Regions from separate parts of the Mus musculus genome. Here all the other regions are linked to region 4. Evidence: chromatin loops called from intact Hi-C (ENCODE). Cell type or tissue: heart. All regions are shown on one strand. Region 1 has its middle 25 kb from the start of Pla2g12b. Region 2 overlaps Mcu (mitochondrial calcium uniporter). Region 3 has its middle 14 kb from the start of P4ha1. Region 4 overlaps Micu1 (mitochondrial calcium uptake 1). Region 5 overlaps Micu1 (mitochondrial calcium uptake 1). Region 6 overlaps Septin10 (septin 10). Region 7 overlaps Mcu (mitochondrial calcium uniporter).

Evidence for each region. A loop is a pair of places that touch in the nucleus more often than their neighbours do. Peaks named below come from ENCODE experiments on the same cell type or tissue, not always from the same donor. Only the 100,000 strongest peaks of a DNase experiment are listed, where the experiment ranks them.
Region 1: a loop joins it to region 4, with 2.8 times the contacts of the local background. A loop is called at or near these places in 12 of 42 quality-filtered maps.
Region 2: it touches region 4 in a loop (4-fold over the local background); 10 of 42 quality-filtered maps call a loop at or near these places.
Region 3: a loop joins it to region 4, with 4 times the contacts of the local background. A loop is called at or near these places in 15 of 42 quality-filtered maps.
Region 5: a loop joins it to region 4, with 2.1 times the contacts of the local background. A loop is called at or near these places in 6 of 42 quality-filtered maps.
Region 6: a loop joins it to region 4, with 6 times the contacts of the local background. A loop is called at or near these places in 12 of 42 quality-filtered maps.
Region 7: a loop joins it to region 4, with 10 times the contacts of the local background. A loop is called at or near these places in 15 of 42 quality-filtered maps.

Annotation. Positions count from the first base shown.
Region 1 is chr10:59,377,146-59,381,145 of GRCm38, forward strand. No RefSeq gene overlaps it. Among named protein-coding and RNA genes, the nearest start is that of Pla2g12b, 25 kb to the right of the region's middle. In heart, a CTCF peak has its summit at 1,786 (motif pointing right); no DNase peak of the experiment used is centred here; H3K27ac peaks cover 337 bases.
Region 2 is chr10:59,450,156-59,454,155 of GRCm38, forward strand. Mcu (mitochondrial calcium uniporter) reads right to left here. Exons shown (of 8, transcript NM_001033259.4): 7 at 1,051-1,167. Among named protein-coding and RNA genes, the nearest start is that of Oit3, 10 kb to the left of the region's middle. In heart, a CTCF peak has its summit at 1,817 (motif pointing right); no DNase peak of the experiment used is centred here; H3K27ac peaks cover 189 bases.
Region 3 is chr10:59,307,387-59,311,386 of GRCm38, forward strand. No RefSeq gene overlaps it. Among named protein-coding and RNA genes, the nearest start is that of P4ha1, 14 kb to the right of the region's middle. In heart, a CTCF peak has its summit at 1,829 (motif pointing right); a DNase peak (open chromatin) is centred at 3,495.
Region 4 is chr10:59,863,322-59,867,321 of GRCm38, forward strand. It overlaps Micu1 (mitochondrial calcium uptake 1), which reads left to right. Exons shown (of 12, transcript NM_144822.3): 12 at 1-813. The coding sequence ends at 15. Among named protein-coding and RNA genes, the nearest start is that of Dnajb12, 14 kb to the right of the region's middle. In heart, a CTCF peak has its summit at 1,965 (motif pointing left); a DNase peak (open chromatin) is centred at 1,950; H3K27ac peaks cover 740 bases.
Region 5 is chr10:59,812,667-59,816,666 of GRCm38, forward strand. The region is part of intron 8 of Micu1 (mitochondrial calcium uptake 1); the gene reads left to right. Among named protein-coding and RNA genes, the nearest start is that of Gm23803, 3.1 kb to the right of the region's middle. In heart, CTCF peaks have their summits at 489 (motif pointing left) and 2,372 (motif pointing left); DNase peaks (open chromatin) are centred at 1,295 and 2,305; H3K4me3 peaks cover 289 bases; H3K27ac peaks cover 1,275 bases.
Region 6 is chr10:59,164,839-59,168,838 of GRCm38, forward strand. Septin10 (septin 10) reads right to left here. Exons shown (of 10, transcript NM_001024911.3): 9 at 1,666-1,853; 10 at 1-106. The coding sequence ends at 91. Among named protein-coding and RNA genes, the nearest start is that of Gm23223, 29 kb to the right of the region's middle. In heart, a CTCF peak has its summit at 1,880; no DNase peak of the experiment used is centred here.
Region 7 is chr10:59,489,252-59,493,251 of GRCm38, forward strand. Mcu (mitochondrial calcium uniporter) reads right to left here. Exons shown (of 8, transcript NM_001033259.4): 2 at 1,836-1,905. Among named protein-coding and RNA genes, the nearest start is that of Oit3, 49 kb to the left of the region's middle. In heart, a CTCF peak has its summit at 1,855 (motif pointing right); a DNase peak (open chromatin) is centred at 370.

The sequences.
Region 1 (4,000 bases), 490 kb before region 4:
AACTCTCACAGGGGAGCTTAGCAAGAGTGCAACACACTCTACACAGAAATGAATGACAGTTTCTAAGCACAATGTATGATGGCCTCAAAAATATGTAAATTAAATTTTGCCAACACAAACAGAAGCTGAGTTCTTAAAAATGGGACTTCTGAGAAGTGTTAGAAAGGTGTGCATAAATAAAGAAGGGCCATTCTGAGGTAAGAAAATGTCCTATATCCTGGTGGCAGTACTGAGGTAGGGACATCTGTCAAGAGCAATTTATAGTGCATTCAGAATGTGTGCATTTTTGTGTAAATTGTCAGCAAGGTTTGATGAGAGTGTGTGTGTGTGAGAGAGAACAACTAGGCAGTTTAAAACAAATTAAAAATAAAATAAAAATATCAGAAACAGCCAGGCATGCTTTTAATTCCAACACTGGAGGTAGAGGCAGGTGGATCTCTTGAGTTCGAGGCCAGCCTGGTCTACAGATCGAGTTCAGAGTGCCAGTGCTACATAGTAAGACCTTGCCTTAGAAAAGAAAAAAATCCAACAAATGAAAATATCAGAAACAAGTATTGCTTGTCCTGTGACTGTAATGATGGTTAAAATATTAAGTATTTTAAACATTTGCTAATAGAATCCATATTAGACATGTTATTGTTATGAAAAAGGGTCTGGTATTTGTGTCAAAGAAGACAAAACAGAAGTCCTACAAGTGAATTAGAATCTCAAGATGACCAAGGCCGGCCTTGAACTTGCTTTATGGTGAAGGTGGACCTTGAACTCCTGATCCTGGCTGTATCTCCCGAGTGCTGAGATTATATTTCTGAACCCCTGCCCAGTGGGAATGGGAGCTCCCTGCTCAAACCAGCCGAACCTGCTCAAACCAGCCGAACCTGCCATACGTTCCTGGCGAGTATCACGTTAGACTGTGAAGCCAATTTTGAAATATTCTACTTAAGACCAGAACTAAGGTTAGGACGCACGTCAGCACTCCTTCCTGGGAATGGTTCTGAGGCTTGGTTTGACTTTTCCCAGGCACTGGGGATTAAATCCAGGACCTCAAACATGGTAAACATACCCGGCCACATTCCAGTCCTCAGGATGGTTATGGAGGAGAGCACAAATATATAAAGAGCAATACAGGAACAGTTCCGAGGGCTTCTCCTGCCCTCTCCAATTCCTTTCCAAATAGGTCGTAGGAACTGGCCTAGATTTCACCGCATAGACACCCCTAGGGGCAATGACTTGTACAAAGCTTTTGATCTTTTGGGAAGCCTCGTGGTGGTGGCATCTCAGTCTTCCAGAGCTTTTGTAGTCAGCTTGTGACATAGTCCTTAGGATCATAAATGCCTAGTGACAGTAATGGCTGGCTGGACATTTTACTTGCCATACAGTACCCAAGCTCAACATGGCCATAGGTTTTGTGACCTTATCAGGGATATTTTTGTTCTTGTTTGTTGTTTCATTTTATGTTCTGGGGCAGGTTCTTATGGATTCTAGATGCCTGTGAACTTGTGTTGTGGAGGATGGTTCGTGATCCTCTGGCCACTGCCTCCTACTGTTGCGGTTACAGATGTTTGCTATTCTGCCTGCTTCTGTGGTGCTGATGACTAGTGCATGCCGGGCAAGCACTCTTAACGGGTAAACTACACCCCCCCCCCAGTCCAAGACAGAATCATTTAAAAAACAGTTTTGAGTTTAAAAAAATTTTTTTCGTTTAATTATGCCTGTGTCCTGTGTATTTTTAAGGGGTGGAGGTGAGGTTTGTGCCTGTGAGTGCAGTGCCTAAGGTAGCCAGAAGAGGGCATCAGATCCCCCGGAGCTGGAGTTACAGATGATTGAGAGCTTCCCAGTGTAGGTGCTAGGAACTGAATTCTGGTCCTCTTGAAGAGTAACAAGTGCTCTTAACTGCTGATCCATCTCCCTGGCTCCCTAATGACTTTCAATGAATTATTATTATTACTATTATTATTATTATTAGCCTGAAATGTTACAAGAAGTTAGCACCCTTGGCCAAGAAAAATGAGAATAACTAAAGGGAAATTACTTTCTCTTTGTGTTTCATGTGACTGGACATATATAGAAAAAAATTGAGCTATGTGCCATATAAAAGTAACTGTGAGGGCTGGGGAGACAGCTGCATCACACACATCAACTCAGACACATCTGTAGCTCTGAGCTGAGGAGACAAGGACAAGACAATCCCCTGAGATTGCTGGCCAGACAGTCGTCCCCTATTGGTCCTGTCCAGATCCGGTGGCTGACTCTGTCTCAAAAGCTAAGATGGGGAGACAGAGGGAGACACCTGACTTTGACCTCTGACCTTCTGACCTTTACATACACACACACACTCAGTGCACATATACCGTACACACAAGAACCATAGTCCCAAAGTGATTACACCATCAGACTTAAAAAGTGTTAAGAAAGCTGACCTAAAAACCTGCTAGGTTGTTCAGAGCAGAGAGAACTCCTAGCTTTGGAGGGCATAGTGGTGCTGAGCAGGGTTGAGGATGCTGAGAGGCTGAGATGCTCGCTGGCTGCTAAGAAATGGACGAGGTTCAGAATGTCGACAGGCAATGGGAGCCAAAAAGTAAAGGGGCCGTCAGGGCAAGGTGGGAAGTTAGTGTGGTAAAAGAGGAGAAGAAAATGGGGAAAAGTGAAGAAACCCACTACGGACCCGGACTCGGGAAGGATGGAAGCGTACCCAATAGGGAGGGCGTTTGCCTGCATATGTGAATGTGCAAATTTCAGAGTAGAGGCAGTCAGACAGGGACACAGGGATGCTCTGGTGGCAGGGCCCTGTAGCTGGAGAGATGTGAAAGGTCAGTTCTCCAAGGGTTAACAAAGCAACCCCCTCCAGTGGGGTGACTGATAATTTGAGGAGAGTCACCACAGGGTTTACCCTTCCGGGATGGGGGTGGAGCTCTTGATAATTAACTTTAAATACAAATACCAGATACTCTTTTTCACCACTATCACTGCCCACTGCCTGCCAAGGGTTGTGTGCACTATCTCAGGCTTTTTAACTAGAGCCAGGAAGTGGCTCTTCTCAGTTTCCTCACTTAAGCCCTCGGCAAACATGGGCCAGGGCCTAGCTTTCCTTCAGATGCTCTGCCTTGTAGACTGACAGTCTATCCAAAGACACGGATGTCCTGCAGGGCCTCCACTGAGTCTGTCCTGGAGGCTCCCCTACTCTGCAGGGAGAGGGAGAGCCTTATTAGAGACCAGGCAATGGATACTGAGCTTGGTTCCCAGGATTCACTGAATACAGGGATGGTCTGAAAGAAAAAAGGAGAAACTTTAAAAGGTGAGGTGGGGTTCTCAGTTTCAGTTTCTCAGCAGCAGGGTGGGGATGAGGATGTGGGTGTGCCAGTAGGTTCTGAGAGGGATGGGGGCAGGGAGAAACCCAAACAACAACAGTGAGCTACAGCTACACTACAGGACTTGGCAGGAGCCTTGGTTACACTCGGATCTCTTGCCCAGGGCAAGATCTGCACACTATCTCCCCTGTGCCTTTGTCAGAGGCTGCTCCAGGGTAACTGATAGCCAGGCTACTTCCAAATGCTCAGCACCAGCAGACCAGGAGCCAACACCCTGCAGTGTAAGGAACAGGCCTGGGAACGGAGGCACTGCTCTACTGGGTGGTGTTCACAACTCAGAATCTGACCTCAAGTTACTCAGCATGTTTGGATGCCTCACTGTGCTTTCCCACTCACATTGGCGGCAATATCTACCTTACCCAGTCCCGAGGAATACACCCATAGACACCGACCCCTGTAGAGTACACTGCACTTCCTCCACCTTTCATGACTTCCTGCTAGGACCTGTGTATGCCATCGCTCTGTCAAGGTTTGACCTACAGTGAGCCCTCTAGGTTTCCATGGCCATTTTGCCTTGTCTTCCATTTCCATGGTCTCCCAGCAGGCTCACTGAGCTATAATCGGGGCTCTATAGTCCAGTGTCCTGAATACACAAATATAACACATGTACTTGTGTGTAGCACACTTGGCTCTGG
Region 2 (4,000 bases), 410 kb before region 4:
CACACCACACAGACACAGACACACACGTATACCACACACACACACACACACAAACACACCAGAGAAGGGCAGCCAAACACTCTAAGGAAGAAAGGCCTTCTGGTAACTGTTGAAAACCTCTGCAATCTCAAGACTATGGGGAACAAATGAGGATTTAGTCACCCAAATTAAAGGGACTGCAGGAGTTTGAAAGAGGGGCTTCTGTGGAAAGGAAGCGTGTCTTTAAAACGCATCCCCCGGAATGACCTCACGAGTACCCTGCCCAGCCCTCCTCGGCTCTCCCACAGTGCAGTTTGCTTTTGGCTTTAGCGTCCATCCAGTTGACTTGGAAAGACTTTGGATCAGTCATTGTAGAGAGAATAGAAGAGGAAAACAACAAGAAAACAGAAAAAAAAAAGGGTCTGAAGAACTGACTATGAAAAAAGGAAAAAAAAAATAGCTCTAAAAATTCCAGTGTGTTTGTGTCAACAGCACAGCTGGGGCTCACCATTTTCATCACGGTGAGGGCACACAGTGTACAGGTGCCTGAGAGGCTGAGGTTGGAGTGTCACCTGGAGTCACAGGCCAGCCTAAGGCGGGCATCCAGACCTGTCTCTTCAACCACAAACAGCAAAGCCAGCCGGGGGGCAGCTCTGCCAACAGAGCACTTGCCCAGCAAGCCTGGGGTTCTCACCTCAACCCTCAGCATCTCCTAAACCTTCGGTGGAGTCAATCCTAAAGGAAGGTGGAGGCAGGAGGACCAGGAGTTTGATTCATTCCCAACTGCTATACAGTGAGTTCAAGGATAGCCTGGGTCACAGAGGCCACTGCCTTAAAACAAACAAACAAACAAACAAACAAACAGAAATATATCCTTCTAACAGGAAGCCAACCCCCTTAAAAAACCAAAAAACAACCTTTTAGCTAAATAAAGTTTTAATTAACCACCTTTATACTGGAAACGGTCGCCGTCTCCTTCCCTCCGCCTGCCCGATTGCAGGACCACGGTTATCAACGATAACAATGCTATTGAAGACAGGGCTGGGCTCGTTTAATTCTCATAGGACTTACCTGAGCAATTGCATCCTTGAGCTGATTGTATTTCTCTAGGTCGAAACGTGACTTTTTGGCTCCTTTATGGAAAAATAATAAGTATTGTCTGTCTCTGGCTTCTGGATAAACATATTCCTACAACACAAAGGAGAAATTAGCCATTAGTCCTCAATAGTAGTATTCTAAAGACATTTATTAACTGCTGGTTGATAATTCACTGTTGGTTAGACTCAATACAATAAGCATTCATAGACAGACCCACATGCTGTGTTACATATTTAGTTATTTCTTAAATGTTGTTTGCCTTTGTGTTTCCCTGGGCTCAAGCTATCCTCTTCCCTCATCCCCGCAGGCAGCCGGGACTACGAACACTTGCCCTGTTCCAGGCTTTGGTTGCTCTTTCTCGGCCAGAGTCTATTCATTTCCAGTGCTTCGTGGTATTGTACTGTAGCCCACCAGAGTGTTATTGTCTCCTCTACCACGACTGAAGCTGGGATGATTGCAGGTATGTGCTAGCATGCCTGGACTCACCAGATCTTCTTCTTTCAAGGAATTTGCTGTCTTACAAAGATTCTTCAGGCTGAGAATGAATGTAGTGTGTCATTGTAATGATCCTGAAGTGTTTAGATGTTGCTTAACAGTCATTTAGCTCATGGTGCTAATTAGAGATGCTAGTTAGGTAAGCCAATATTTAGCCTAAGGAATTATGTACATTTAACCGGCTGATGTTTCTGGTCAGAGGTGTGACCAAACTGGTTACTACTGCTATGTCATAACTTGTCACTTGGGGGCAGTAACAATACTCTGGAAGTCCAGTGGAGCAGGGACACAGGACAGACACAGCATTAAAGCTACGAGTACAAGATAATGAAGAGCTGCCACTGTGTTCCAGACTAACACCGCAGTCATGCAGAGCCCCAGTGAGCGTGTACAAAGCAGAGCTCTCTGGGGCAGTGCCACCCCCTCAGCCCCTCCCACCAGCCCAAGCAAGTCTCTGTGTACATCAGGATGACCTTGAACTTGCAATACTCCCCGGCCTCTGTTACCTATGCGCAAGAATACTTCTTTTCTCTTCTTTCCTTTCCCTTCCCTCTCCCCCTTCCCCTTCCCTTCCCTTTCCTTTTCTTTTTTAAAGATTTATTTATTTATTATATGTAAGTACACTGTAGCTGTCTTCAGACACACCAGAAGAGGGCATCCCATCTCATTACAGATGGCTGTGAGCCACCGTGTGGTTGCTGGGAATTGAACTCAAGACCTTTGGAAGAGCAGTCAGTGCTCTTAACCGCTGAGCCATCTCTGCAGCCCCCGCCGCTGGTATTTCTACTGTTATTCTAGATCCAGGTGACTTCGTTTTCAGAAATAACTACTCACAAATGAACTCAACAGAGGGAAACGGGATATAAACATTTATCAGGAAGGGAAGCTTGGGGGCAGGACACACTCGGGTTCAGTTCCTGGGCCTACGGTTTTCAACATGTAATTCTTTTCCTAACAAGCCTTACTTCTTCATCTGTAGAATGGGTATGTAGTTACAGAATTGAGACTAACTAAATGAGTGGCTATATATTCATGCTTTTTGATATAAAATATATGATTCACCTCGGAAAAAGGTGCACAGACATTTTTGCAGATGTGAGAGGGCTTAATCTTTTCATAATCAAAGAAATGCAAAATCCATAGGGAAATGCCATTTTAAAAATTTTGCTGACTGACTGGAAAGAATACATCAAAGAGTTTCTGAATTTAAGATGTAACTGGAAAGGTTCTAGTGTGTGCCCAAGGGTGTGGCTGCCTTTTATTTTCATTTGTTCACTTCATTCAGTCCTTGAGATATAAGGAACCACACATGTTATAGAACAAGGGAGTGAGATGTGGATGACACCAGGCTATGCAGGTGTGGTGGAGCACATGAGTAACCATGGCACACTGAAGGCCCAGGCAGATGCCAGGCCACACTGAGTTACAAAGTGTGAACCTGTTCCCCAAAGCAAGCAAACCACAGCTTTACACACACACACACACACACACACACACACACACACACACAGACACACACACACACACAGACACACACACGTAAAAGATATTATAGTCTCCTTTGAAGGAAAAGACACTGAACTAATAATTGTGATAACGCACAGTGCAAGAACAATAGAATAATACACTGCAGTGTTTCACGGGAAACGGGAGACAAGGAGCTGTAGGAAACTGGTTAGACGTTTCTGAAAGGTGGAAATTCAAGTAAGCCTTGAAATAGAATGGAAAGGAACAAGGAGAGCATTCCATACTGAAGACTGGCATGGGGAGGGGAGGGCAGAGGAGGGCAGAGGAGGGAAGAGGAGGGGAGGGGAGAGGAGGGGCCCCTGGGGACTAGAACACAGTGCAAACACAGGTGAGCTGAGAGTCATTTAAGAATGGACAGCATCAGTTGTGAAAGCCCTGGCTGAGGAGGAGGAAGAGGGAAACTGAGGCAGGCTGCTGGGCGGATGGCATGCTTGCCAGCTCTGCTCCCTCAGTGACTGCTGTGAGTCACAGGATCACAGCAGACCCGGGTAAGCATTCAGAGGACTGGACAGTCCACTTTCTGCCTTCCCTGCTAGGTATGTATGGGAGGCTGGGAAAGGTTCATTACAACCCCCACACAACCCTAGAGGCACAGTCACTGATCTAACGGCAGGAGGGACATGCCCAGTTCAAAAGCAGCCGCAGGAAGCAGCTCTTAGTCTGCTTTAGACAGAAAAGGGAACCTGGGGAGTCTTGTGTGTCTCAGCTGCTTCAAATGTTTGTTATTCAAGGCTATGCTGCTTAGATCCAGTATGAGAGACATAGAGACAAGTGCTACAAGGGCGCGGGTCTCAGGTACAACACAGCTCAGCAGTGGAGCATGGGGCTCAGGCACAGCTCAGCGGTGGAGGTGGGGCTCAGATACAGCTCAGCGGTGGAGGTGGGGCTCAGGTTTAGCTCA
Region 3 (4,000 bases), 560 kb before region 4:
CAGGCCTAGTCCAGCATCATTTTATTAAAATTAAAAGGGGGAGATGTGGGAAGCCACATACGCCGTTACAAGATGGCGTTGGCTACCGCTAGCCACCACCCCTAAGTTCGGGTAAACAACCAATGTGCACATGTGCAGTAGAGTTTTTACCGAGTCATTGCCTGGCCCGAGGCATGTAAATGAGGTACTGAAAGCATAACCAATCGAAAGCAGCACTGGTTTTCGGGCTCGGGGGTCTTTCGCCTTCACAATCAAGCTCTCCCAATAAACGTGTGCAGAAGAATCCTGTTGTGGCATCCTTCTTGCTTGCGAGTCGGGCGTCTACAGTGGCTCATATGTGAATACACATGCCCCTGCTTCTGCACCATTGTGCCTGGCATGCTCTACATGCAAACATGCAGCATGCCATACCACCATGGAATGCCCTGTTGTCTGAGTAGTACAAGGCTAGTTTGTGAACATGCATGCTCATATGAATGAGGCATGGCACTGCTTCAGGGCTCACACATGATCTTGTGTGCCAATGCATCTGCTGCATGGGGTCTTAGGGTTTCTATTGCTGCGACAAAACACCATGATCAAAAAGCAAGTTGGGGAAGAGGTTTATTCGGCTTACACTTCTGTATCACTGTCCATCATTGGAAGAAGTCAAGACAAGAACTCAAGCAGGGCTGGAACCTGGAAATAGGATCTGATGCAGAGGCCATGGAGGGGTGCTGCTTACTGGCTTGCTCAGCCTGCTTTCTTATAGAACCAGGACCACTAGCCCAAAGATGGCACCACCCACAATTGACTGAGCCATTAATCACTAATTAAGAAAATGTCTGTCTTAGTTAGGGTTTTACTGCTGTGAAGAGACACCATGACCAAGGCAAGTCAACATTTAAAGAACAACATTTAACTGGTTTGGAGGATCATCATTAAGGCAGAAGAATGGCAGCATCTAGGTAGCATGGTGCAGGAGGAGCTGAGAGTTCTACAACTTTATCTGAAGGCTACTAGAAGATTGACTTCCAGGAAACTAGGATGAGGGTCTTAAAACCCACACCCACAGTGACACACCTACACCAACAAGGACACACCTACTACAATAAATCCACACCTCCAAATAGTGCCACTCCCTGGGCCAAGCATATTCAAGCCATAACCTTGGCCTACAGGTTGCTCTTAGGGAAATATTTTCTTTTTTTTTTAAGATTTATTTATTATTATATGTAAGTACATTGTAGCTGTCTACACCAGAAGAGGGAGTCAGATCTCGTTATGGATGGTTGTGAGCCACCATGTGGTTGCTGGGATTTGAACTCTGGACCTCCGGAAGAGCAGTCGGGTGTTCTTACCCACTGAGCCATCTCACCAGCCCAGGAGATATTTTCTTAACTGAGATTTCCTTGACACTTTAGCTTGTGTCAGGTTGACACAAAACCACCCAGTACACATAATGTTGTGACATGGCTCTTGTGTGAATTGTGTGCCTGTGTTAGCTAGTTTTATGTCAACTTGATACAGGCTACAGTCATCTGAAGGAAGGATCCTCAATAGAGAAAATGCCTCTGTAAGATTAGACTGTAGGCAAGCCTGTAGGGATAGCCCAGCCTGTTGTGTTTTGTGCCACCCTTGGTCTGGTGGTCCAGGGTGCTATAATAAAGCAGACTGAGAAAGCCTTGAGGAACAAGACAGTAAACAGCACTCCTCCATGGCCTCTGTATCAGCTTATGCCTATAAGTTGCTGCCCTGTTTGAATTCCTGCAACAACTGCTTTTGATGATGAAGTGTTAGATAGAAGTGTGAGTGAAGACATTTGGCCATGCCACCATGGCACAACAGGCACCACAAGAGGGCACTGTGGAATGGCAGTCTCCACTCTGTTACAGCACATCGCTGTGTTTGGGCTTTTGTTTTTGTTTGTTTGTTTGTTTGTTTGTTTTCAAGGCAGGGTTTCTCTGTGTAGCTCTGGCCGTCCTGGAACTCACTCTGCAGACCAGGCTGGCCTCAAACTCAGAGATCCACCTGCCATTGCCTCCAGAGTGCTGGGATAAAAGGTGTGTGCTACCACTGAATTGTCAAGTCAGTGAATTCCAGCCTAGTCTTTTGGTAGTTAAAGAAAAACAGTCGGGCTGGAGAGATGGCTCAGCAGTTAAGAGCACTGACTGCTCTTCCAGAGGTCTTCAGTTCAATTCCCAGTAACCACATGGTGACTCACAACCATCTGTAATGGGATCTGATGCCCTTTCCTGGTATGTCTGAAGAGAGTGACAGTATACTCATATACATAACATAAATAAATACATATAAAAAATAAAAAATAAAATAAAATAAAGACAATTGTGTATTTAAAGATACAACCATTCATTGAGCCAACAGATACTTGTTGAAGCCTATCACATGCCAAGCATCATGTTAGAGCTGGAGATCCATTGGTGGATAACTGTTTCTGCCATGAAAGGCTACAGCGTTTGTGCATGTTTGTGTTGCGTATGCAGACAAGTAAAGGGGGTGAGCATTAAGTATGGGAGATCACAGCTTACTTAATCAGTCTTTGATACATTTCAAGAAGGGACATCAGGGAGAAAGGCATAGAAGGCCAGGGGTGTAGCTTAGTTGGTAGAATGTTTACTTAGCGTGCAGGAGAGGAGGCTTTTGGGGTCTATCCCTAGAAGTGCATAAATTAGACATGGTGGCCCACACCTCTAATCTCAGCACTGTGAAGGAAGTGGCTGGAAGATCAGAAGTTCAAGGTCATCTACAGAAACTGCAAGGCAGTCTAAGTTACCTGAGACCCTGCTTCAAACAAAAACATAAACACTGCCACACACTGGAAAATTGGAAGCTTATTCTCTAAGCCTTAAGCAGACTGCTGAATATTGTTTTATGTTATGTAGAACAAGGAGTAGCCCTTAGCAGACGGGAGGAGGAAGTGGTTTACTTGAGGGCCAGACAACTTTAGGCCTTTGGCAAAGAGCCCTGTCCATTTGACAATGACAATGTAAAACGTGGAGGCTCCTATGTTTCTCTTCTAAAGCAAACTGCAGGAACAAATTTGGTGGTAAACACCTGTGACCCTATCTCTTTTGAGGCAGAGGAAGGACTGGGAGAGCTTGAAGGCAGCCTGAATATGAATCAAGGCCTTGCTCATCTTATCCCTCCCCCATATTCCCACTTAACAGCAGACTGCAATGTTATACACTCCCAACACTATCTCTCCAAACAGGAAGTAATGCTAAACAGATACCAAGATTAAAGTGATACTCAGCTGGAAGTCAGGACCACAATGAGCATTTAACATATTCCAAGGTCAAAATGTGAATTGCGGGATCTTATTAGGACAAGGCACACTATTGCAACCATTGGAGGAAGGAAGGCAATTCAGCAAAGGAGAGGTTAATGAAGGGATTCCTCTACATGCTCAGTGGCCAACCAGGCATCCAGCCCACTGAATCTCAGTCCCAGAGCCTCCTTCCTCTCTGAAACTCCGTTTCACTTCACTGGATAGAGAACTGAGATTTCTGGCATTCTTGCCGGGTGAGTTTGAACTCTTGATAAGTTCATTTGGGTGGAAGAATGTGTGGAGCTGCCAAGCTCTACAAATCTTTCAGACAGCCAAGTCAGAGTCTGTTTCTGAACAGGATCATTCTTCTCAAATGTAACTGGGTTTCACCAAAATGTTAAATGCCAAGCATTTTGTACACTCCACAGCATAGCAGTTAGATCTCCACCTGCTAATTACAACACTTGGATACCTAATACCCATGATTTCGTATGTTCAAAAGATGCTAGCTGCATTGCCACCGAACCTGATGGAAGAGGAGAAATGAGACCTGTGAGGTTAGCACAGTAGTTATACACCACATACCATACATACCTATGACATAACCACTGCCATGTTTATAACACTGATCCAAGTCCTAGCACAGTGTATGTGCTCAAATACTTGCTGAATCTATAAGTCATTAAGATAGATTTCATCATGTTAACGACTACTTTGTAGAAGGCAATTATG
Region 4 (4,000 bases):
GCTCTGCCCAAATAGTATTCCCACCTCCTGCACCTTAGCACCCTGCAAGCCCTGGAGTGGCCCTTCATGCTGCTGATGCATCGGGAGTGGTGCCCACCTCCCCATCTTTCTGGGAGTAACCTCTGGGCTCAGCCGGCTTCCCTCTCCACCCTGCCCTGACCCCATCAGTGTTCTGCTAGGCTCTGAGTCTGCAGTCGGATGGAAGGTCCTAAAACAGGACTGAGGCTTCAAAGTAGAGACCTTAGTTAACTCCCTTAGCAAGTGCCCTGTGGGTCAGTGCAGGAGCCCTCCCAACCCCGGCCAGCCCGGGAGGGAGGCAGCTCTGCTCTGCTCTGACATCTGTCTCTCGCTGTGGATTTATAGTAGCAAGAACACTCCCTGCCATTTTCCTCCTGCTGTTTTTAAGCTGCAAGTTTGGAAATGAGCTGGCAGGCGAAAGGAAGTGTGATGAATGATAATGCAGATGACCCTGGCACCCTGAGCTGGCAGGAAGCCTGGCCAGAGGAGGGTCTGTGTTAGCCACCAGGGGCTCCAGGAAGGCACTGTGCCCCCAGCAGAATCCAGATTCCAAGTGGCTGCTTTAAGCAGCTCTCCAGAACTTCCCAGCTCTGTGGTTTCCTCCCAGGCTCCCTGCGATGCCTCCTCTGGGACTCTGCTTCACTAGAGCAATGGCTGAGCCCCTGTCCCTGTGTCTCATCCCCTCTCTATGGACCTGTGGAGCCCAGACCCAGCTCAGAGCCTAGCTGCCCTCTGTCTAAGACACTCGTAAAATATCACTTTAATTATAGCACTTTGCAGGAAATACCCGCAAGAGCTCTGTGTCCTTTCTTTCTTTTAGGCCGTTCCTCTGGGCCCTTGTTTTTTGTCATCAGCCAGAGACTGATGCTCTCTCGTCACAAGCAACTTGAGGCAGGTACAAAAGACACATGTTTGCACATTAGGGTAGCATTGTGCCATCTCCTTTGAAGTGTTGCTTCCGAGGAACTGTCACACACAGTCCCTGACACAGACCTATGAGCATCCGGTATGTTGGATGTGCATTGAGAACCATAGCAACAGTGTTGTCTGATGGACTCGGCTCCACCGCTCAGTGGTGCTGAGCCCGGTCCCCATCTGTTCGTTCATCTGTGAAATGATAGATTGAGCTGGATGGGCCCGAAGTTCCCTCCTATGAGCCCCTGCTTCAGCTCTCCAGAACCTCCAGGGTCTGCCTCAGCGTGGGACTCCACCCTGACTCAGAACACAGCCAGGGGTGATTGGGCAGCAAGAGAGCTGGGGCCTCTGCCCACACCTGCACAGGAAAGCAGAGGTGGGCACTTCCTCTATGCCTCCCTTCCACGAGGCCGGCTTCGCTCTCCGCTGAGACGTGCCCCGTCTTCACCACTCTGCCTGGAGTCTTAAGTGCGGGCTTTGCTGTGCTGGGTGCTCTAAGCCTGAGGCATCGGTGCAGTGTAAGTGTGTCTTAAATATGACCCAGTAATCCCCGCTCACCCTCTCCCCCGTTTCCCTTCTCCAGAAAGCCATCCACGGGCTGGGTGGGACATTTACTTCCCCCCACAAGAACTCTTCAGGGGAGCGGCTGGGCTTCCTTAACCCGAGGTTCACTGTTATCCTAGGAGACCAGAAGAGGAATCTTAGAAACTGTTGCTAAGGGCAACTTAAGAATGCTCCATGATTTAAAAAAAAAAAAAAAAAAAAAAAAATTTTTTTCAATTGCTTCTAGTGCCCCACCTTGTTTCTGCTATGGCTGAAGCACATACTCTAGGGAAAGGAGGAAAGGGGAGAGGTGGACAATGGCTGCTGCCACACAGTTAAGAAGAAACTTCACGGGCCAAGGAGGCTAGTGCTAGCTCCAGGGTGCAAGCCTCGAGCAGACCAAACCCACAGGGGTCATGAGAAGTCAGGCAGGAGCAGAGACTGGCTCAGCTGTGGACTTCCAGTGCCACCTGCTGGCAGAACTGCTCAGTGCAGGAGTCCAGCTTGCCAGCAGGGCTGGGTGGCCCAAAGGCATAGCAGAAGAAACTGAGAGGATCCAACTGCAGGTGAAAGAGAGGGAAATGGTGCATTGCTCTCTGACTTAGAAAATGAATTTAATGAGTAAATGTATGTTCTTCGAGCTATTCGATGTCACCTTCACTAATCAGCAACTGTAGACGAGGCACTGAGCAAGGTCTTTGAGGAGCATGCGCATAAAGAGGAAAACAGGAAGGTGCAACAGCTGCTACCGTGAAGCAGCTTTCCATCCGATACCTATGTGTAAGCCCACACACGCTGCCGGAAGAAGAAGTGGGATTGGGGTTGGTTTGTCGTTTTGAATAGGCCTGTGAGTTGAGTAGAAGGGTCCAAAGATTGAGGAGCAGGAGGACCAAGGGAATGCAGATTCAAAGGCCAGGTCCATCCTGGAAACTGGAGTCCAGGGTTCCTAACGTGGTTTAGGGACTGATTCTGCGTTACAACAGGGAGCCAAGTGTGGCAAGCGTTGTAGCTGGCAGCACATCTGTAATTCCAAAACTAACAGGGAGCGGGGGTCGGGGTGGGGGAGGGGTGGGTTGGGGTGCAACTTTGGGCAAAAGATCACTTTGAGTTCAAAGCCAACCCAGACTAGATGGTGAAACACCGTCTCAAAGGAAAGAGTGGGAATGAAGATAACAACCATACAAAGTAACTCAGAAACCATCCATCTGGTGGACATTTGGGATTGGGAGTGTAGCACAGTGTAAGAGTTTGTGTCAGCGTGCCTGAGACCCTGGGTTCCACCACCAGCATACTTGAGTGCTCAGAACTGAGTATACTACTGGGTGTGCTTTATACAGAGGCAGCGGCAAGCTCACTGACAGCTGGACCTCAGTATGCGTGCTGTCCTGGGTTTGGTCCCTAGCACCATTTAAAAAAAAAAAAAAACCCTAAGGAAAAATTATAAATCTCCATTATTAGGTCTGGCATGGTTGCAAAAGCCTTTTATCCCGTCACTCGAGAGGCAGAAGCAGGCAGATTTCTATGAGTTGAAGGTTGGCCTGGTCTGCACAGTGAGTTTCAGAACAGCTGGGGCTATTTAAAGAGACTCTGTCTCAAATAAATAAATAGATGAATGAGTGAATGAATGAGTAAATAAATGGATGGATGGATGGATAAATACTTCCATTCTTGCAGAAGACAGGCTGACAGTATGCTATGCACCTGCCACAACAGACTAAGTGGGGGGAGTCACAGGACTGGGGGAATGTCTCAGTGGGTAACATGCTTGCCACACAGGCCTGACAACCTGAGTTTTGGTTTGGATCCTGAAAACTCAGTAGAATACAAGACTCTAGTTCCAGATGAGCCTCTCCTGGAGGGTGGGAGGTGGAGACAGAAGAACCCTGCAACAGTTCCCTTGGCATGTGCAAGCAATGAACAGGAGAGAGCCAGTCTCAAGGTGGCAGGTGAGGTTTGACACCCAAAATTTTCCTTTGACCTCCACATACATGTAATGGAGTATGTGCACCTGAACACAAGACACATAGAGAACACACATGTAAATAAACTTGGGGTTACAGGCATGTACCACCATGCTCAGTTTTATACAGTGCTGGGGACTGAACCCATGACTTCATGCATGCTAGACAGGACAAGCACCCAACCAATTGAGCTACATCCTGGTATTAGGAACTTTAAAATGCATAAAATTACCAATAATCAACAGCTTAAAAAAATAGCGCTGTAGGTAAAGGTGGGAGAGGGGTGTTGGCTGGGCAGTGGTGACACAAGCCTTTAATCCCAATACTTGAAAGGCAGAGGCGGGCAGATCTCTGAATTAGAGGCCATCCTGGTCTACAGAGTGAGTTCCAGGATAGCCAAGGCTACATGAAGAAACCCTATCTCAAAAAAAAACAAAATAATAATAATAATAACAATAAATAGTACTGTAAGCAACTCTGTGCCAATAACTGTGAAATTACTATTTTCTCGAACATATCTTACCAGACAGACATAAAATTCAAGTAGCCAAACCACAATATAT
Region 5 (4,000 bases), 51 kb before region 4:
GGCCTTTGTGGACACTGCACTCACCTGTACATACCCACACATGGACACATACACCTAATTAAAAATGAACAGATTTGTAAAAATGGGGCAGGGGCATCATCCATTCAAAACAAATAGATCAGCCAAGGTGTGTGCTCTGAAACCCAGAGAATGAATTATGTTACAAGTTTAACCAGTTGTGTTTCAAGTAAGGTACGGTTTTAGGGTCGGAAGACATTTCAGACTACACAAATTAATATTTAGCTCCCCTCAAATGTGTTAAATCAGACAGCCTGAACTGGCCAACTGTTGTAGAGTAGCAGAACTCTGCCTCTCCCCGCTGCCCTTTAGTGGAGCCCAAGGAGCTAGTGTGGCACGCACATTCCTTGAATACCACCATTTCTCTGTCTCCTCAACTGATCTTGTTCGCGGCTTAGTTCTGTGAAATTGTCCCTGTAGAAAGCTTCCGCCCAGCGGTTTTCCGTAATGTCGCCACCTCCTGGGTACAGACAAGCAGCCTGACTTAGCTCCCTGAGGGGAGGTCCCACGCTCAATGCCTCTTTATCTGTCAGGAGCACAGAGACTTGTATCAGGTCACAGCCTCTGTTACCGCTTGGTAAATCTTTGCAATTTTTGTCGTGGCTGTAATCAAGCCAGTGATTTACATCCGTGTAAACTAATTTAGACCCGCCACCCACCCCCACCCCACCGCTGAACGTGTAAGCTGTGTCTCAGTAAGTGTGGAGGGCCTAGCTGTTCGCCTCTTCAGAGAGTACCATGAAGCACGAATGAGCGAGTAAATAGGGAGAATTTATCATCATTGCCCCGCAACCCATTAATTTGGGCCCCACTTGGAGTTAATGCAGGGCTTACAGTTTCCCCTTACAGCCCTAGTTTCCATACCAAAGCCTAGTTTTTAGAAAATGAGTTTCCGATTCAGCCTTTAATCCCAAGCATAGTTCATGCTGTCTCCTACGCGCAAGGACTCCCTGTGGGCGTGGGAAAGAGGTGATTGTTACTGTCCTTTCTCAATCAGCTTCTCTATGTCGCCTTTTCTAATTTACCCTTTGGTAATTTCATAGATGCATATAAGGTGTTTGCGTCATAGTCACCCCCACCTTCTTCATCCTCCATCCTCCCACTCACCCCGTCCCCCAGTCCCTCTGGACCGCTTCTTCCCAGCACACCCCTCTTATGGTCCTGCCTTTTATTTCTTTAGACTCACTGAGCTTCACCAGGGTAGCCCATGTGAACATGTGCATGGGTAATTTACTGAAGCACAGGCAACTTACCAGGGACCGCTGACAAAAAGTGACTCACCCTGCGCCAGCAGCTGGCCGGCATCAGCTGCCCGAAGCTCGTCAGCCAAGGGCTGGGCCGCATGAGTCCCTTCCCCATTATATGTTGTCTTCATAGAAGGTGATGTAGTTCTCTGTCATTGTAGCTGAAGGGAGGCTGGAGAGATGGCTCAGTGGTTTAAAACGCAGGCTGTTCTTCTAGAGGACCCATATCAGGTGGCCCACACCACCTGCAACTCTGGCTCCAGGGGACCAGGTGCCCTCTTCTGACCTCCATGGGCACATATATACTCACATACACATCATACGTTCACACAGATATACATAAGCAAAAATAAGGATAAGATCGTGTTTTTAAATGTATCTCAAGGTAACAGAAGCAAGTCTGATGGCAGACCTGTTGCTAATACTGGTGTGCATAGTTAATGTCCACTGAGCTCTTTGTGTGTGCCAGGCTGATTACTATCACACTTCAGCAAAATACAAAGCACAAACATTGGATGGATGCACCATCAACTTATCACAGAGAAAGAAAGAAAACGCTGTTGAGTTTGCCACAAGAGAAGTACTTTCACCATGTCCGTATCTTTCCCCATCAGTGAAGATCAAGCTTACAATACTCCTCTAGTCTTAGACTTCTGGTACGTGGAGTTCTTATGCAGACAAAAAGGGAAATGCAAGTAAATGAACTAATAAACTAGTCTGAACCGCCCCTCCTTGGAGAGCCAGCACCTCTGGCTGTTTCGTTCTGAATCGGCCTATCAGCCTCCCCACATCTGTTGTCCTTTGCACTGTCACAGCATTGGTGATACAGCAGTTTGAAAAGAAAATTCCACAGTTATCTGGAATTTTCTCCTAAACTATTGGCACCCATTCTGCAAACTCTGACTTGTTTCTGCAGGCAGAGACAGCAAGGGTACAGTTGCTCTCTAGTCAGTAACAATCTTAGGCAGTCTGCTGATTTCAGAGACACTAGACTGTGCAACTGGGCAATGGCCCCACAGTTAAGAAATAGCCTTATCTTTCCAGCTCCCAAGTCAGGCAGCCCACAACCACCAGGATCAGCTCTGAGGGATCTGACGCCCTCTGCTGGGCTGTGGAAGCACTCACATTACCAACATAGTTTGATGATGATGACAGTGGTGCTGAAGATGTGGCATGTCTGCCGCTGTAATTGGCAGCAAGAACCTGGGAGAATAGGGCCTAAAAATGAGGTGAACTAAGGACTCGTGCAAAAGCCAACTTTATTCAGAGCATCCGACAGTTTTTACTCTGAGTGTTAAGAATCATGTGGATGGGCGGGTGAGATGGCTCAGTGGGTAAGAGCACCCGACTGCTCTTCCGAATGTCCGAAGTTCAAATCCCAGCAACCACATGGTGGCTCACAACCACCCGTAATGAGATCTGATGCCCTCTTCTGGTGCGTCTGAAGACAGCTACAGTGTACTTACATATAATAAATAAATAAATAAATCTTTAAAAAAAAAAAAGAATCATGTGGATGAAGTGTACAGTCACAAGGACAAACCTCTTGTGTTTTTCCACAAAGGCGTAGAATAACTACACTTAGGAGAAGCATGAAACACATGCCAAAAACAGTTATGTGTTTCAAAGAAGCCAAGGTCACAAGACTCTTGTCTTCTTAGGGTTTTCTAAAAAGCACTCAGAATTCTCATTCAACTCCATCCTTGAACTGTATCCCAACAGTTAAATGTGTGTCCTGCAGAGCACCTGAGTTCAGGTCCCAGCACCCATATCAGGTGACTTACAACCTAACTCCAACTCCAGGGTATCAAGTGCCTTCTACTCCGCCTTCTACTACACGCTCGCTTGCGCGCACATGCGCGCGCGCGCGCACACACACACACACACACAAGCACAAATCTCAAAACAATAGTAATTCTTAAAATGTAAAAGATTATCTCAAGGGGGCTGTGGACCCAGCTCAGAGATACAATGCTTGTCTCATGAGCCATAAGGTCCTGAGTTCAGTTCCCAGCAATATATTTTAAAAAAAAAAAAAAAAGAAAGAAAGAAAAGAAAGGATTCACACCATCCTGGGCTACCTAGTGAGATCCAATCTCAAAAAGTTAATTAAGTAAATTAATTAAAAGTAAATTAAAATCTGAGAAAAGATCAATAGAGATAATTTTACATGTATTATCTAGCTTAACTTTGGCAGTAACCTCAAGAGAAAGATACTGTCATTTTACCCACATTATAAATAAAGTAACCAAGGCTTGAAAGGGTTAAACAGCTTGCCTGGAGGTACACATTTGGTATTTGTCCAAGGGAGGAAAAAAAAAACAGAGTCTCTCTGACTGCCAAGGCAATTTTCTTGCTGCCATGTTATATTGGATTCCCTTCTATAACACACCAGCAATACCTTTGAAGTGGATGCAAGGGATAGCCTGATCCTTCCATAGCCAGAAGAGACTATGGGGCTGCATAAAAGTGTTTTCCAGGGGCTGCCAGATTCAGAGACTGGATGCAAGGACCCCCAGGAGTCTGGACCCTGAGACTCAGATTTCTAACTTAGAGGACAGGGTCTTTCTGTGTTTTGATCCAGCTATTCTCACTTCCCTATGGGGCACAGTGCTATGCTAACGCTTTACTTAGCATCTCTCCTTGCGTGGATTCTATAAAACTTGATGACATGGTAGCTTTCTAATAGCAAGTGGCAGAAGGCACAGAACTTTGCTGATGAGTTCTTTTGGTTCTCA
Region 6 (4,000 bases), 700 kb before region 4:
CTGAGTTACTGATAAGGCAAAAGGAGCAAGAGCTCAATGCATACAAACAGCTTTGACTGTGATGGCCATCTGTGCTCTGGAACTCTTGTGTTACATAAAATTGGAGCTGGAAAGAAAAAAATCCTTTAAATGGAACAATAAAAAAATTGGAAGCAAAAATTATCAAAAGCATTACTTTCACAAAGCTTTTATACAAAGAGCAAATAGACAGCACATACAGGATATTTAGCTATGGGAGTTTGAAAAAGAAAAACAATTATCAAGCCACATTGTCTTGAGGATGAGTCCTGCGCTCTTAAAGATCTTTGTGCTTGGGCTGGGGGTGAGATGTTGCTCAGCTGGCAAAGCACGAATAAAGCTCTGGGTTAGACCCTTTAGCATAATAAATGTATGGACTCTAGCTGCCCTAGAATACATGATTCCATGTCAAAAAAAAAAAAAAAAAGGCGTGGGCTACAACTCAGCAGTAAGAATGCTGTCTGCCCTACAGGACGCTGGAGGCCCAATCCCAAGTACGAGCATACAAGGGGAGAAAGGAGAAAAATGTCCAGTTTGTCTAACAGCGTAAACAATAGCAAGGCTCTCAAGGAGAGCCCGATGACAACTGTGATGGGGAGATATATATGGGAAAGTGGGGGAATCTTATCTTGTTATACTAGACTACACTGAAGAAACAAACTGAAAAGCTCATCTTTTTAATCCAAAGCACAGTAAAACTAGTAATAAATTCTATTTATAATTTGCATCTTGAAATCCAAAACTTCAATCAAAATACATCTATTATACATTCATTCTTTCACCAAATAATTACACAAGATGTAGGCACTGAGTTCCCTGAAGCAGGAGCTTGTTCTGTGAGGACCACAGCAGAGCTCAGCCTCCTATGACACAAGGCCTCCCAACAGAACAAGGCATGGCAGGCTTCGTGAAGTAAAAACAGTAAAGTGGACAAGGGATATTTTAAAATAGGAGGAATAAAACAAAGGGCACAAACACTGAATGAAATTATCAAATAAGAAAGTAAACTTACTTTCAAAAGCTTGTGGCTTTAACACATATCTCAAAGCTATGAGCTGGAGATCATCTGCTACTCACCCCCTGACCCTACTGTGGCCCTCTCATTCTACCTTCCTCTCATTCCTCACATCCATCATTCTCTCACCAGCTCTGACTTCAAAGCACAGGAGATCCAGCTGATACCTGATTCCCGTGTTAAAATAACAAATTCTCACAAAATCAATGATTAGTAGAAATACGTTTAAATGAGCCCAAGAATTAAAGTTTCATCAATAAGGTACTTAACTCTGATTCTCCATCAGTATGCAGTTTCCATGGAGACATAAATATAAAATAACTCATGGTGCTACTGAGCAGTAACGGCAGGACTGTGAAGTAACGGTAGCGACTCCACCCACCTGCCCCACCTAACCCTTATGTGCTGTGAGGCTTGCTATTCGTGTGCTTCTCTTGATTCTGGTAAATACTGAAGCCCTAAGACACGGCAGGTGCTACTCTAGCTGCTGCGAGGACAGTGGTGACCAGGGCGGAGTCTTGGTAGTGTTGGTAGCAGGAGCAGACAGTGCGGAAGCAAGTAAAGAAGAGCAAGCAGGGCAAGGAGACAGATGGTGAGGGGCAGGGACCGGGACAGGGTAGCAGGACTCTTACTTCTTTCGGTCTTTGTCCTTCCTAATGCTGCTACCTGACGCCAAAAATGACTGGTTCGGGAACAGCTCACAGGTAGCTTTCTTCTTAGCAAAAGCAACCGATTCTTCCTCCAACATTCTTCTCTTTTCTTCAAGTTTCATTCTCTCTTCCTGATGAATTCTTTTGAGGTGCTCAAATTTGGCCTGAAGCTGTGAAGCAAACAAACAGTTCCCATAACTGACACTATGTGGCAGCACTCACACGGGAGTCATTTCCATCTCAGCCAAACAACACTCTCACCCCCACCCAACTCATTTATGCTACTGGCCATGCTTCCTGGAAAAGCCTGGAACTGCCTTGGAAACTTTCATTTTAAAGTTAATCACTTTATGTGATTGAGCCAATACATAAAGGCCATAGACTCAGGAACAAAACTTTTGACTGTCTACTAAATATTTTTATATTCTTGCCTCTTTTTTTTTCTATAAAACCTATTTAATAAAGATTCTCAAATTCACACTCATTAAAAATAAGGGACACAAAAGTACAGAAGAAAATTACCAAGAATATCAACCAAAAAATTAAAAAGCAACCCTATTTTCCAAATAAAGATTGCACATAGAAAAAAAAAAAAGAAAAAGAAGAAGAAGAAGAAAAGAAAGGTTTGAAAGTCATACTAATAAAGTACTGGATAGCAAGCATCAGTTTATATCAAGAACCTTGTGATGGTTTCAATGAGAAGAGCCCTCATAAGCTCACACCTGGTCCCAGTTGACCTGACCCAGAATCCCCAAAACAAGATCTAAAGATAGGAGGGTCATGAGACAGGGCCCCAAAATTAAGGCAGTAAACAACAACAGGTGGTAATGGTTAACTCCAGCTTGGTCAACTCGGGGGACCAAGAGCAGAGCTGGATCCTAGAGAAGGAGCCCCTGAGGAGGCCTCGAGGGTTGTTCCTCTATGAGGGGGACTGCATGGGATGTAGAAGGTACTGCCTGCGCAGGTCACAGGGCACCTTATCCTGGGTGCTGCCCGCCTCACTGATTCATTTCCCTTCCCTTTATTTATGGGAATCAGAAGTATCTTTTTCAGACACTCCATGGGATGCATCCAGAAAATTAGAGTAAGTATGCCCTAGATACTCTGAAATACTAGGGGACAGAGAAACCTGGCCTCTGAACAGCATCTTAAATTTTAACAGCTAGATCCACTCTACAGATGAAAAGAAAACGGAAGCCGGGCGTGGTGGCGCATGCCTTTAATCCCAGCACTCGGGAGGCAGAGGCAGGCGGATTTCTGAGTTCGAGGCCAGCCTGGTCTACAAAGTGAGTTCCAGGACAGCCAGGGCTATACAGAGAAACCCTGTCTCGAAAACCCAAAAAAAAAAAAAAAAGAAAGAAAGAAAAGAAAAGAAAAGAAAACTAAAAAAAAAGTTCCTTATGACCAGGCTCTCTTCCCCTAATGGACAACCTCAACTTGTAAAAAGGCTATAAACTGGGTACCATTTCTGAGGGTTTGCTCCTGTACCCAGTCCGTTTTAACATTTCCATGCTTGACATCAATTCAAAATCCCATGAAGAGTAAATATATGCACAACCTGGCCTCATTATAACATAGAAACCATTAGACAGTTTCAAGTCTGAAAATGTCAGAAGGTAGCTCTTCAAAACCAACTTGACAGATGAGCTACCACTGTCTGCTACATTGTGTATTGGAGTAGGTATTGACCAGAGATAAAAATAGTTGATTGTTCCTTTTAGCCAGAAATAAAGAAAAGCTACCAGAGAAGAAATGCTTGGTTTGGACTTAAAATTGTCTAATGGCTTCAATGTTATAATGAGGCCAGGCTGTATGTATATTTATTTCCCATGGGATTTTTGAATCGAGTCTTTACAAGACCCCAGTGGCAGCAGGTGCCCAGGATTTACAACAGACAAAACTATACTTTTGTGGACCTTAGATCACATTATTCCACCAATATAATCTGGTAAATGTTTTCCTTTCATTCTTTATGACATTAATGAACATAAAAAGGAACTAATAAACAGAAAAACACAAAAGGGATGTAAGTGATAAAGGTTTGTGAAAGATAAAGCGTAAAGATGGAATATGTATAATGATTAAAGGATTTGAAAATTCCTAGGATAAAATCAAAACTGATATAAAAGTTCTACTTTAGTCAAAGGGATGCTCTTGGGACATTGATGGACTCTTGGTAACATAAAAACTGACTTAAAGAAAAAATTATGTTTAATCGATATATATATATATATTATATACATATAATATATATGTTTAATCAATATATATTCTGTTATATTTGTTTAAAATCCACTTTTGTCTAAATTTTGTCTGT
Region 7 (4,000 bases), 370 kb before region 4:
CCAGGATGAGACAGGACCTGGGACAAGGGAGGCATCTAAGAATCAATGGGGGTGACCTTAGCTCTGACTTACTGCATTGGAGATATGGAACCTGAAGAGGCCACCACCTATATCCATCCAGACAGGAACTCCAGTAAAGTGATAGAGACACCAGCCCACCCACAAAACTTTCAGCTCCAAATTTATCCTGTTTACAAGTAATATAGGCATGGGGGAATGAGCAGAGACTGAGGGAATGGCCAACCAATAACCAGCCCAACTTGAGACCCATCCCATGGGTAAACACCAATCCCTGACACTATTAATGATACTCTGTATGCTTGCAAACAGGAACAAGTTGCCAAGATGCTCCACCCAACAGCTGACTCAGACAGATGCAGATACCCACAGCCAAAGAGTCGATGGAGCTTGGGGACTCTTATGAAATAACAGGAGGAAGGATTGTGGGTCCTGAATGGGACAGGAACTCCACAGTAAGATCAACAGAGTCAACAAACCTGGACCCTTGGGGCTCTCAGAGTCTAAACCACTAACCAAAGAACATATGCTGAACCTAGGCCTTCCCATATATATGTATCAGCTATGCAGCTTGGTCATCATGTGGGTCCTGAACAACTGGAGTGAGGGCTATCCCAAAGGGTACATTGTTTGTCCGTAGGATATGTTCTTTTAGGCTTCAGGCCTTGTCTGGCCTCAGTGGGAGAAGAAGCACCTAGCCTTGCAGAGACTTGAAATGCCAGGGAAGGAGGGACACCCAGAGAAGGGGATGGGGTAAGGATTGTGGAAGGGAGTGCCCTCAGGAGGGGGGCAGTGAGCAGGATGTAAAGTTAATAAGTAAAAAAAATAAATTGATTAAAGAAAAAAATAAGCAAAGTTTCAATCGTCTTGACAGTCTGGGGCACTCTGAACATTTACAAAGTATCCGGCCTTTCCCCCAGGACCTCTCCCTATATAATCCAGGCATTTTGGTCTTCCTTCTCTTTCTTCTCCTCTCCTGTCTCTCTGCACGCACACTTTCTCGCTTTTTCTTCCCCGTCTCCTCTCTCTCCCTTCCCATGGTGACTTCCCTGGCCTCGGTCCTTGGGGCCAGCAAACTTATCCAAGAGCAGCTTCCCAATAAACCTGCATTTAATATAACCAAAACTGGCTTGAACTGGCTCATTTCACCGGCAGAGAAGTAACTCATCACCTGTTTCTAAACGTGAATGACCATTGAGGACCTATGAAGACTTGACGGACAACTAGTCTGTGTTAGTTAACTCTCTGAATTCACCCTCATCCCAGTTCCACATCCCTTTCTCTAACCGTCATCCCCTTTCCCTGACCTCCAAGAGACCCAGGAGTGGGAATACAGTCTGTAAATCAGCAAGTGGGCTGCAGAGGTGGCCGAGCAGGTACAGGTACTCACTGCCAAGCCAGACAACCTCAGTTCAGTCCTTGGAATTCACGTGGTGGGAGGAGAGAACTGACCCCCTCAAGTTGTCCTCTGACCTGCAAACACATGCCATGCCATGCATGCACCCCCAAATAAATAGATGTAATAAAATTATTAAAAATAAATGTTTAAGCCGGGCGTGGTGGCGCACGTCTTTAATCCCAGCACTGGGGAGGCAGAGGCAGGCGGATTTCTGAGTTCCAGGCCAGCCTGGTCTACAAAGTGAGTTCCAGGGACAGCCAGCAGAGCTATACAGAGAAACCCTGTCTCGAAAAACAAAAAACAAAACAACAACAACAAAAAATGTTTATATTGACTAAAAATGTCTGGAAACACTAAGGTAAGGAGGATAGGGAAAAAAAAAAAAGTAAGATGTAAAAATGGATTTTCTGAAACTCACCATCAGAGGGCACAACCGTACTGCAATATGCGGCTCCCACGCTCTGCCAGGAAGCCGGCCTCTGGTGTGCCTAAGAGACAAAAGCCAGGTAAACCATCAGGGCAAATTGATTCTAGGCACATGTGCTCCAAATAACGCTAGCATCTTCACCGGGAAGCAGAGAATGCAAATGAACCGAAACAATAAAAGGCATTCCCAGCAGCCTGTTAAACAACAGGGACACTATCAACTAACACATCTTCATACATAGAAGGGTGGTCTCATACTAAACAAAATGACAGTCACACCTGGGGGAAAATATATTACTGACTTTTAAAAGCAATCCTGGTTAAGCATTATCCGCTCTAACTTTCCCTGCCTCTCGCTGCCAGACCTTAGACTGGCATCTCTTTCATTAGTTATGAGAATGCGATGCACTGTGCAGCTTCAGTATTGGAGTGGGCTCTGGCTCTTGCTGTTTGCTTTTCTTATTAAAATCTTGGACAGGCAACCTCAGCGCCTGAGCCCAGAGCATTAGAACGAAGTCACGGTCACACACTTTTGCCGCATCTTCAAAGGGCAGTGCTGCGGCCAGGAGTCTAGACTGAAGTTCTCAGAAATGAGCTAGGTTTCAAGGAGAATACTGAACACATTTCTCACTAAGCCCTTTCTTTTTATCTTTCCCAGTCCCAAAAGTATGACAGAAGAAAGGCAGGAAGGCACTAAAGAAAACCCATGCCAAGACAATCGAGACCATTTAGGAATCCAGGACAATGCACAAGGAAACTCAGTTGTAACACAGGATGCAGGAATCTCATTACCTCCCACCTCCTTCCTCCTGAAGACATCTGGGAACGTAAGAAAGACTGACTGTGCTGTTTGGAATGGGAATGGTCTGACAGGCACTTACGTCTGTTTGAATATGTTGTCCCTAGTTGGTGGAACTGCTTGAGAAGGATTAGGAGGTGTGGCCTTGTTGGAGGAAGTGTGTCACTGGGGCTGGGCTTTGAGATTTCAAAAGCCCAAGCCAGGCCCAGTGTCTCTCGCTGTCTGCTGCTTCTGTATAAGATTAAAGCTCTAACTATTGCTCTGGCATCACGTTATGCCTGCCTGTGTGCCACCATGCTTCCTGCCATGATGATTCTGGACTGACCTTCTGAGTTCTGAAAGCAAGACCTATTTAAACACTTTCTTTTATAAGTTGCCTTGGTCACACAGTGTCTCTTCAGAGTGAGAGAAAAGTACCCAGGACACTAATATTTAGAACTAATATTTAGAATATTTTAATTGGTTTTTCTTTCGGGTTTAAAATTTTGATTCATTGGACTTAATTTCAGTCACATTTAAGAAAGACAAACAGCCAGTCTCTCTTCCACGGCAGCATGGCTGGCTTCATCTCACCTCAGACAGCATCCTCCTCCTTTTCCAAATACTTATATGAATTTCAGTCTGTTTCTGAACAAAGCTTTGCTCTATCCAGTGATCTGTCTGCTCGCAACCAGATAACCACGATGATGGTTCCACATTCTGGGTTTATGGTAAATTTTAGTATCTGGTTTGGTTAGTTGTCAGGAGAACTGAATTGGTAGTATATATACTGCACTTAGAACAGTGCCTGGTCTACAGTGAGTGTTCACCTGTAAGTGCCAAGCATTTTGTTTTGAGACCATGCTAATTCCATGGGTTGACATAGGGGAAACTACCATCTGTATTATGTCAAGCCTTTGCATCCAGGAGTCTTTGTGGTTTGAGACAGGGTCTCACTATGTAGCCCTGCCGACCTGGAACTCACTGTGTAGACCAGGCTATCTTCAAACTCACAGAGATCTACTTGCCTCTGGAAATCTAGGTGTATGCAACTATACCTGATGTAGCCTAGAATCCCATGTCTCTCCTTCCGAATCTTTATCTGTATCCTAGAGAAGCATTTTACAGAGTTCTCCTCACAGAGTTTGCATCTGTTCCCATGACTACTGTCTGCATTGTAGTGTAGTAACCAATGCTGAATGCATCACCCTGAGGTTTTTTCCTTGTGTGCATCCGCAATGTCTCTACTGGCCTGTTATTTACTATCATTTCTGAGGTGCTCTGCTTTCTCTGTGAACTAATCTGGGAATTGTTCATTAGGAAAGTCTAGTCTCCTTATATTTATTTATAGGAATATAAAACATATATTTAGTCTTTTC